2 separate regions of the Homo sapiens genome follow, and region 2 is linked to region 1. Evidence: chromatin contacts called from ENCODE Hi-C or POLR2A ChIA-PET data. All regions are on one chromosome and are shown on one strand. The core of a region is the stretch at or near the end of the contact, and the rest is flanking DNA. Distances in the headings are between cores, read along the strand shown.

What was found. Hi-C counts contacts between places; a loop is a spot of excess contacts on that map. ChIA-PET counts read pairs that join two places held with the same protein, here RNA polymerase II (POLR2A). Pooled maps may share reads with other maps.
Region 2: a pooled map shows a loop between it and region 1 (2.1-fold over the local background). The contact joins two enhancer-like sites. A Hi-C loop is called at or near these places in 1 of 50 pooled maps. POLR2A ChIA-PET finds 5 or more read pairs at or near these places in 6 of 52 experiments (A549, AG04450, BJ and 3 more).

What each region holds. Positions count from the first base shown.
Region 1 is chr1:8,280,341-8,284,152 of GRCh38, forward strand. The region is part of intron 1 of LINC03154 (long intergenic non-protein coding RNA 3154); the gene reads left to right. Among named protein-coding and RNA genes, the nearest start is that of LINC03154, 23 kb to the left of the region's middle. Within about 2 kb of position 1,816, at least 4 of the 41 ENCODE cell types and tissues checked have a DNase peak (open chromatin) inside an H3K27ac peak, as active enhancers do.
Region 2 is chr1:8,075,466-8,079,277 of GRCh38, forward strand. All of the region lies in intron 2 of ERRFI1-DT (ERRFI1 divergent transcript), which reads left to right. Among named protein-coding and RNA genes, the nearest start is that of ERRFI1-DT, 51 kb to the left of the region's middle. Within about 2 kb of position 1,911, at least 28 of the 41 ENCODE cell types and tissues checked have a DNase peak (open chromatin) inside an H3K27ac peak, as active enhancers do.

The DNA.
Region 1 (3,812 bases), core at 566-3,065:
AGGTTGAGCACGGTGGCTCACGCCTGCAATCCCAGCACTTTGGGAGGACTGGTGCATGGATCACGAGGTCAGGAGTTCAAGACCAGCCTGGCCAAGATGGTGAAACCCCATCTCTACTAAAGAAAAAAAATACAAAAATTAGCCAGGCGTGGTGGCAGGTGTCTGTAATCCCAGCTACTCGAGAGGCTGGGGCAGAGAATTGCTTGAACCCAGGAGGTGGGGGTTGCAGTGAGCTGAGATCACACCACTGCACTCCAGCCTGGGTGACAGAGTGAGACTCTGTCTCAATTTAAAAAAAAAAAAAAAAAGATAGCTAGTGGTGGTGGTACATGCCTATAGTCCTAGCTACTTGGTAGACAGAGTGAGATTTTGTCTCAAAAAAAAAAAATGTTATTAACTACAGTCACCTTGTTGTATAGTAGATCTCCTGAACTTATTTATCTTAACTGAAATTTTGTATTCTTCTTTAAAAATTGTCTTGTCTTTTCCATTTTATTTATTTCTTTATTTTAAGACAGCATCTCACTATGTTGCACAGGCTGGTCTGGAACTCCTAGGCTTCAAGCCATCGTTCCATCTTAACCTCTCTAGTAGCTGGGACTACAGGCAAGCACCACTCTACCTGGAATGAAATTTTGTATCCTTGGGACCAACTTTTCCCCAACCATCCCGGCAGCTCCTGGTAACTACCATTCTACTCTCTGCTTCTATGAGTCCAACTATTTTAGATTCCACATATGAGTGAGATCACGCATTCTTTATCTATCTGTGCCTGGCTTATTTGACTTAACATAGTGTCCTCCAGGTTCATCCATGTTGTAAATGACAGGATTCTCTTCTTTTTTAGGGCTGAATAGTATTCCATATATAAATGCCACATTTTCTTTACCCATTCATCTACTGATGGGCATTGAGGTGGGCTCCATATCTTGGTTATTGTGAATAGTGCTGCAATGGACGTGGGAATACAAATGTCTCTTCAGCAGACTGATTTGATTTCCTTTCCTTCAGATATACACCCAGTAGCGGAATTAGAGCATGACATGGTTTGGCTGTGTCCCCACCCAAATCTCATCTTGAATTGTAGTTCCCATAATCCCCACGTGTCATGGGAGGGACCCAGTGGGAGTAATTGAATCATGGGGGCGGTTACCTCCATGCCATTCTTGTGATAGTGAGTTCTCACGAGATATGATGGTTTCACAAGGGGCTTTTCCCCTTTGCTCATCTCTCATTCTCCCTCCTTCCACCTTGTAAAGAGGTGCCTTCCACCATGATTGTAAGTTTCCTGAGGACTCCCCAGCCATGTGGAACTGTGAGTCAATTAAACTTCTTTTCTTTGTAAATTACCCAGTCTCAGGTGGGTGGGTAATTTCTTTATAAATTACCCAGTGTGAGAATGGACTAATGCAGAGCATGTGGTAGTTCCATTTTTATTTTTTTGACGAACCTCCACACTATTTTCCATAATGGCTATACTAATTTACATTCCCATCAGAAAATATCTTATTAACGTATTTGTTGGGCTGCTTTCACATAGATCAGATGACGGTGACTTAGACAAGACAGAAGGTTTATTTTTCCTGCACATAAAAGCCCAAGCAGACATTAGGTGGGGCTGTGGGGTGAGTGGCTCTGTTGTGTGAGGTCAGCCTGCAGCCCGCCTCCTCCACGTGGCTCTGCTGCGCCCAGGGTGCTGTCTTCCTCTGCATGGTCAAAGGCAGTGCACTTGCTCATGTCCATGCTGCAGTCCTCAGAAAGGGAAAGGGGTCAAGGACAAGCAGTGTCTTTTCAGAAGCGTCCTGGGAGCTCAGGTCCACACTGGCCAGTGTGGGACCTCTCACACTGGCCAGTGAGAGAGGCTGGCCTTGTAGTCACCAGTGCGTGGCCAGTCAAACCCAGGGGGCTTCAATTCCAAAAGAAAAAAGGGAACTGGATGACAGGGAACCAGCAGCAGTGGCTGCCACAGACAGCTCTGCCGAGCTGGGAGGAAGCTGGAGGAGCGGAGCGGGCAGAGGGGCAGAGGGAGTGGTCAAGAGAGACGCTGAGGTCCCAACAGTAAGAGATTGTACTAGAGGGAGATCTCAGAGAAGGTGGGCACTGTAGGGCACAGACGGAGACCTTGGCCTTGGACAGGACGAAGGCGGGAAGCAGGAAAGAATGGAAAATAGCAGGAGGTTTGCAGGTCTGGCAGCCACCAGTAACAGCCATTTTCTGTGTAAGATAGGAATCCGAGTCTTCTGCTGTGATTGAGTGGGAGGGGGAGTGGCTTGGTGTCTGAGAAGGGGGACAGTTTGAAACAGTCCTTGCTAAGAGGGGTGATCAGGAACCTACTTGCTGGTGGTGGGACGCCACCCTGGGAATCTCACCAAAGCTTGGCAGGATTGAGGGGCAGGTGAAGTTGGTTACCATGGTATATCATAGCCCTGACCTTGGGGGCTGGAAGATTTCAGTTAGGGATGCAAAGCAATTCAAGTAAAAGTTTTGAGAAAGTAGACAACTGAGTTTCTCCAAAGTCCCTATGAGGACAGAAATGAGGATGCTTTCACTGGAGCGATGACACAATTATTTCAGTAAGTCTCCCAGAGTGCGGTAGAAGAAAACGCTTTGTGTTTGCAATAATAGATCTGGGGAAAAGGACTGATGAGAACCAACATTTCCATGAAGTCACACTGACATTTTTTATTCGTTAGACTTTGTCAACCAACGCATGCACTTTTCTGAACAGCAAGCATCATTCACGAATGCAGAACAAAAACAGATAGGTTTTATTGGTTTCAGAAAGACATGGCGAGATGAGCAGCAGGCAGCTTGCTCGTTCCATGCAGTGGAGGAGGAAGAGGCTGGGCCCCTGCTGTGTGGGGGCAGCCCGGGAAGGACATGGTCACCAGCCTTGGGTCATCAGTAATTAGTGAGCGTCACGGGTAAAGAGTTTTATAGTCAGTAATAGTTTTCTGTAAATGAAAATTGCTTCTCCTCACTGGGCAATTTAGTTATATCTAAGTTAATCCAGGAAAGTCTTATTCATATTAACTATGACACATATGAGTCAATGAGTGTCACCCGGAGACTTAAAGAGGAACTGGTGTCCTTTCAGTTCTAGAACAGCTGGCTGCAGTGGCCGGGTGTTTGGAGGTTGTTTATGCTGTTTCAGCCATCTCCAGGAGAGGCTAACGGGTAACTGGTGGTAGGATTGGAGTCAGGGGCGCTATCTTCCACCGGCCTTTCTCCTCCCAGATTGAACCAAGTTCATCAACTACATGTCATGTACAGCTGGAAGGGTTTCCTTTCCCTCATGGGCAACTTGTTTACTCATTTAGTTTCCACATAGAACCGGGTTCTGAAGAAGTGATTATTACAGTCACGGCAATAACTTTAATGATGACAACGACTTTTTCCTTCAATTAGGTCCCCACTGAGGTCTTTGGTAATTTTCCACAGGGAGATTAGTAAGGGAGAGGAAAATTTTCACCTGCTTGTAAAATGTATTCTGAAGTCTGAATATCTTCATGAATTTAAGCCTGTATTTTGCAGCATGTGGGTTTTCCCAGAAAGGCTTAGAACAGCAACAACAAAAATGTTGCCTTTTGAAGCCCGGTAGAACATATGCTATTTAAATTTAGACCAAGCTGGAGAATGATTGTCCACATACTCCAGTGGCAGCAGGTGCTCCTGGGCATCCCTACATGGCGACTGGGCACCCCTGCAAGGCGTCCCCAGGAGACGCACATGAGCAGTTTACTCCCCAGCTCTGCCCTGTCTTTTGTCCTCAGCTGGGCCATTTATTGATGATAATAGCACCGTGCATTTAT
Region 2 (3,812 bases), core at 661-3,160, 200 kb before region 1:
TTAGTAGAGACAGGGTTTTGCCATGTTGGCCAGGCTGGTCTTGATCTCCTGACCTCAGGTGATCCGCCTCCTCGGCCTCCTAAAGTGCTAGGATTGCAGACATGAGCCACCGCGCCCGGCCGAGGCATGCATTCTTCTGAAGGCTGGTTTACTCTGATCCTACAAGGTTGTAGCTGGAATCTGGGTGGTTTCCTAAGAGAACTGACAGTTCCCTGGTGAAGCTATTCATGGCTCTCTTGAAACCAAGAGAAGGGTGTAGGAGCAAAGGGAATTTCCTTTCCCCATTTTTGAAGGTTTGCTCATTTGAGTCTACAAAACGAACTCTCAATAGAGGGCTAACAGGACAAAGGCACACACATTTATTCTGTGCACATGCACAGGGAGCCACACAAATATGAGACTCAAAGAAGGGCCAGATGACTGCAGTTTTTATACCCTACAGAGAGGACTAGATGCCTGGAGCTCCAGGTGGGAGGTGGTGACACGTCACGGGGGCCGCCAGGAGGAAAGGCATGGGTGAGCAAAGGCTGTCTTGTTATGCAGATGAGTCTTGCACACATCATCCCTGGAAAGAATGGCTGGTAGCCTATGGTAAAAGTTCCTCTATCAGAACTTTAGTCTCCTTTTCCTGTGAGTTCACCTTTCCTGAATCTGGATAAGGAGATAGAGAGATTGATACAGGTGTTAAAAAGAAATTACTTAGGCAGATAGTGAGGGTAAGAGAGTCCTCAGTCCTTTTAATAAAAAGCAGCCCACAAATAATTTCTTTTCTAATACAAAGCAGCCTGAAAAATCAAGCTGCAAACATAGACAAGCAAGCTGGAAGCTTGCATAGGTAAATGCCAGCAGCTGTGCCAATAGAAAAGGGCTTCCTGGAAGCCAGGTATGTTCAACACAGAGGCTCTCTCCCCTTTCCTTTGTTGCCACGTGTGTAGTAAAGAAGCAGGCTACATGGTGCTGGCCAGATAGAGACCCCACCTGCATGATAAGAGACTAGGGGCTGGGCGTGGTGGCTCATACCTATAATCTCAGTAGTTTGGGAGGCTGAAGCGGGTGGATTACCTGAGTTCAGGAGTTCGAGACCAGCCTGGCCAAAATGGTGAAACTCTGTCTCTACTAAAAATACAGAATTAGCTGGGCATGGTGGTGCATGCCTGTAATCCCAGCAACTCGGGAGGCTGAGGCAGAAGAATCACTTGAACCTGGGAGGCAGAGGTTGCAGTGAGCCAAGATCATGCCACTGAATTCCAGCCTGGGTGACAGAGCAAGACTCTGTCTCAAAAAAAAAAAAAAAAAAGAGAGATTAGGGTGGGGTGGCCAGCTTCTTTGCATGCTATGTGAATGGCTCACCTGGTCCCACCAATCCTTTGTGCCCTGTGTAAATCAGACACCACCTTCTCAAGTTCATCTATAAAACCAACTGCATCTCACCACGAACTGGGAGATCCACTCGGAACCCCTTCCCTCTGCACGAGGGAAGGCGGAGGTTGCAGTGAGCCGAGATCGTGCCATTGCACTCTAGCCTGGGCGATAGAGCAAGACTCCGTCTCAAAAAAGAAAAAAGAAAAATATGCTAAAATGACGTTTTAAAAGTTGCTTGTCCACTCATATATTTTTGTCAAGCTTTGTGTTACGAAACAGAGTCAAAGCCTAGTATCATTTTTAGCAGGGGTTGGGGGAGGGGGTGGGAAGTGATAAGTGAGACTGGAGGGAAGGCCAAAGGATTTGAAGGACAGAAAAGCACATATCCTTCCTAGACCTCCCCTGGCTCCAGGATGGAAAATGACTTGGCAGGGGCCCTTTTTGTGCAGGCCAGAAGGGAATTTATTTCCCAGCTGTTCTGTTGTATTTTCCTTGTTAGTCTTTGCTCCCACGGTCTAAGAGCAAATACCGGATCTTAGCGCCTACAGTACTGGTCAAGAGCTGCCACTTCAGTCAGTGTGACTCACAGCTGTCCGTGAACCACCTACTGTAACAGCTGGCTAGACACCACAGCCCTGCGGCCCTGCAGCCCAGCCACGTCTTTTTAGCTTCACCTCGACGGCCTTGCTCTTGACCTGAAATCACCATCACCTTAATGGGCTAGAAAAGGTGGGGTTTAGAGGTAGATACTTTTATTCATTTTTCTTAAATTGTATTTCTCAATTGCCACTCAAGGATCTTGGAAGATGTATTTAATCTCAACATCAAATTAGAGTTCTAGGAGACCAAGGCAATTGAATATGTCATTGGACAAAACTCCACTTCATATCCTTTGGTGTGTAAATGATTCATTCCTTGAAGAAGAAAGGTTCTGGTTAATTTGCGGCTTCGTTATGATTTGCTGCTTTTTTGTGATAAGGATGAGGGGAACTGCCTTTAGAAAAACTGGTTCCGTGGTAGGATCATGGTAGGATGACCTCTGGCCTCTCTCCCTGGGCTCTCTGCTGTAGCTTTCTTCCTCTCTAAGGCTTATTCCTGAAGCTTCACTAGAGACAGGTAAAATACAGTTCCTGCCCTCCGGAAGTTTCCAAATCAGCTGTGGATATAGATTACTGTAGGAGAATCATAAAATCACAGGAGTACAAATAAAATGCAGTTTCAGAGAAAGTACACATTACTTTTTGCCTCAGCTTGTACTGTAACATTAGCCTGTGTCTTTATCAGCCTAGAGCTTTACTTTGTTTTATTATTTTAAAAAAGAAAATCGTTCTGCTGGACTGGAAATACCTTGACGCCAGAGGCCATGTTATTTTTATCTTTTGATCTCCTCTCTATTCTAGTACATTCAGGCTCCACACAGGACACAGCACACATAATACTGCCTGGTAAGCATTTGCTGACATCACTGAATTGGGGAAGGTGTTGTTGAAAAGGTAGAACTTGAGCTCTGTTTTTAAATAGAGAGGGGCAGTTGGCGGTGACACACTCCCCATCTATGAGTCATTTGTTCTGGGCCGCAAGGAAGAATTTGAAAACTCAGAACAGAAGGGGAAAGAATGGCAGGTTGGTAGAATGACTAGAACAGAGCTGGGTGTTAGTTTGACAGAATATGAGGTCGGAGAGGAGGCCAACCAGCCTGGTTGCTGTTCTGGAGAATAATTGGGATATTACCGTGGCTAGATGCAGGAGGAGGGCCTTCCTGGGGTTGGAATGTTTGTGGAATGAATAGCATTTCTTTCCCTCTCTATTTCATCCTGAGGACACCGTCAGCTTCTTCACTGGTCCCTTAGCACATTTCATCCGTTCCTGGTGGTGGGAAGGTTGGAGCAGGGTGAGAGGGGAGCTGTTCAAATGATTTCCTTGTTCCTTTCTTCAACGTGTGTCAGTGTTATTAATTATTTTGTTCTGGAATTGGTTTGTTCTCAGGAAAGATGTTGAGTGCATTTTGAAAAACTATGTGAAAATTAGATTGAGCAAATAAAGTTTTTCCATTGTGGGAAGGATCCTGGATGACTTTATAGAGGTTCCATGGTTGAATAAGATGACCTCTTTAAAAGCAGCTACCGAGCTCGGGGCAACAGCTCAAGCTAGAGACAGTGTAAAAACAGCAACTTTGGGGAAATAAATAAGTTTCTTTGTTGACAGTGCTTGTGAGACATCTAGGAAGAGAGAGCAAATTTGCATGGGAAATCAGGCCTTGAGCTCAAGAGACGTCAGCGCAGAAATGAAGATTTAGCAGACAAAGGTGGCAGCTTAAAGGGGGTGATGGTTGAGAGGCGCAGGCTGCAGTGAGCCAAGATCGTGCCACTGCACCAGCCTGGGTGATGGTGCAAGTCAGTTAGGTCCTTCACTAGACTCTGCTGTGGCCTAGGTGACTGGTGTCCAGGGCT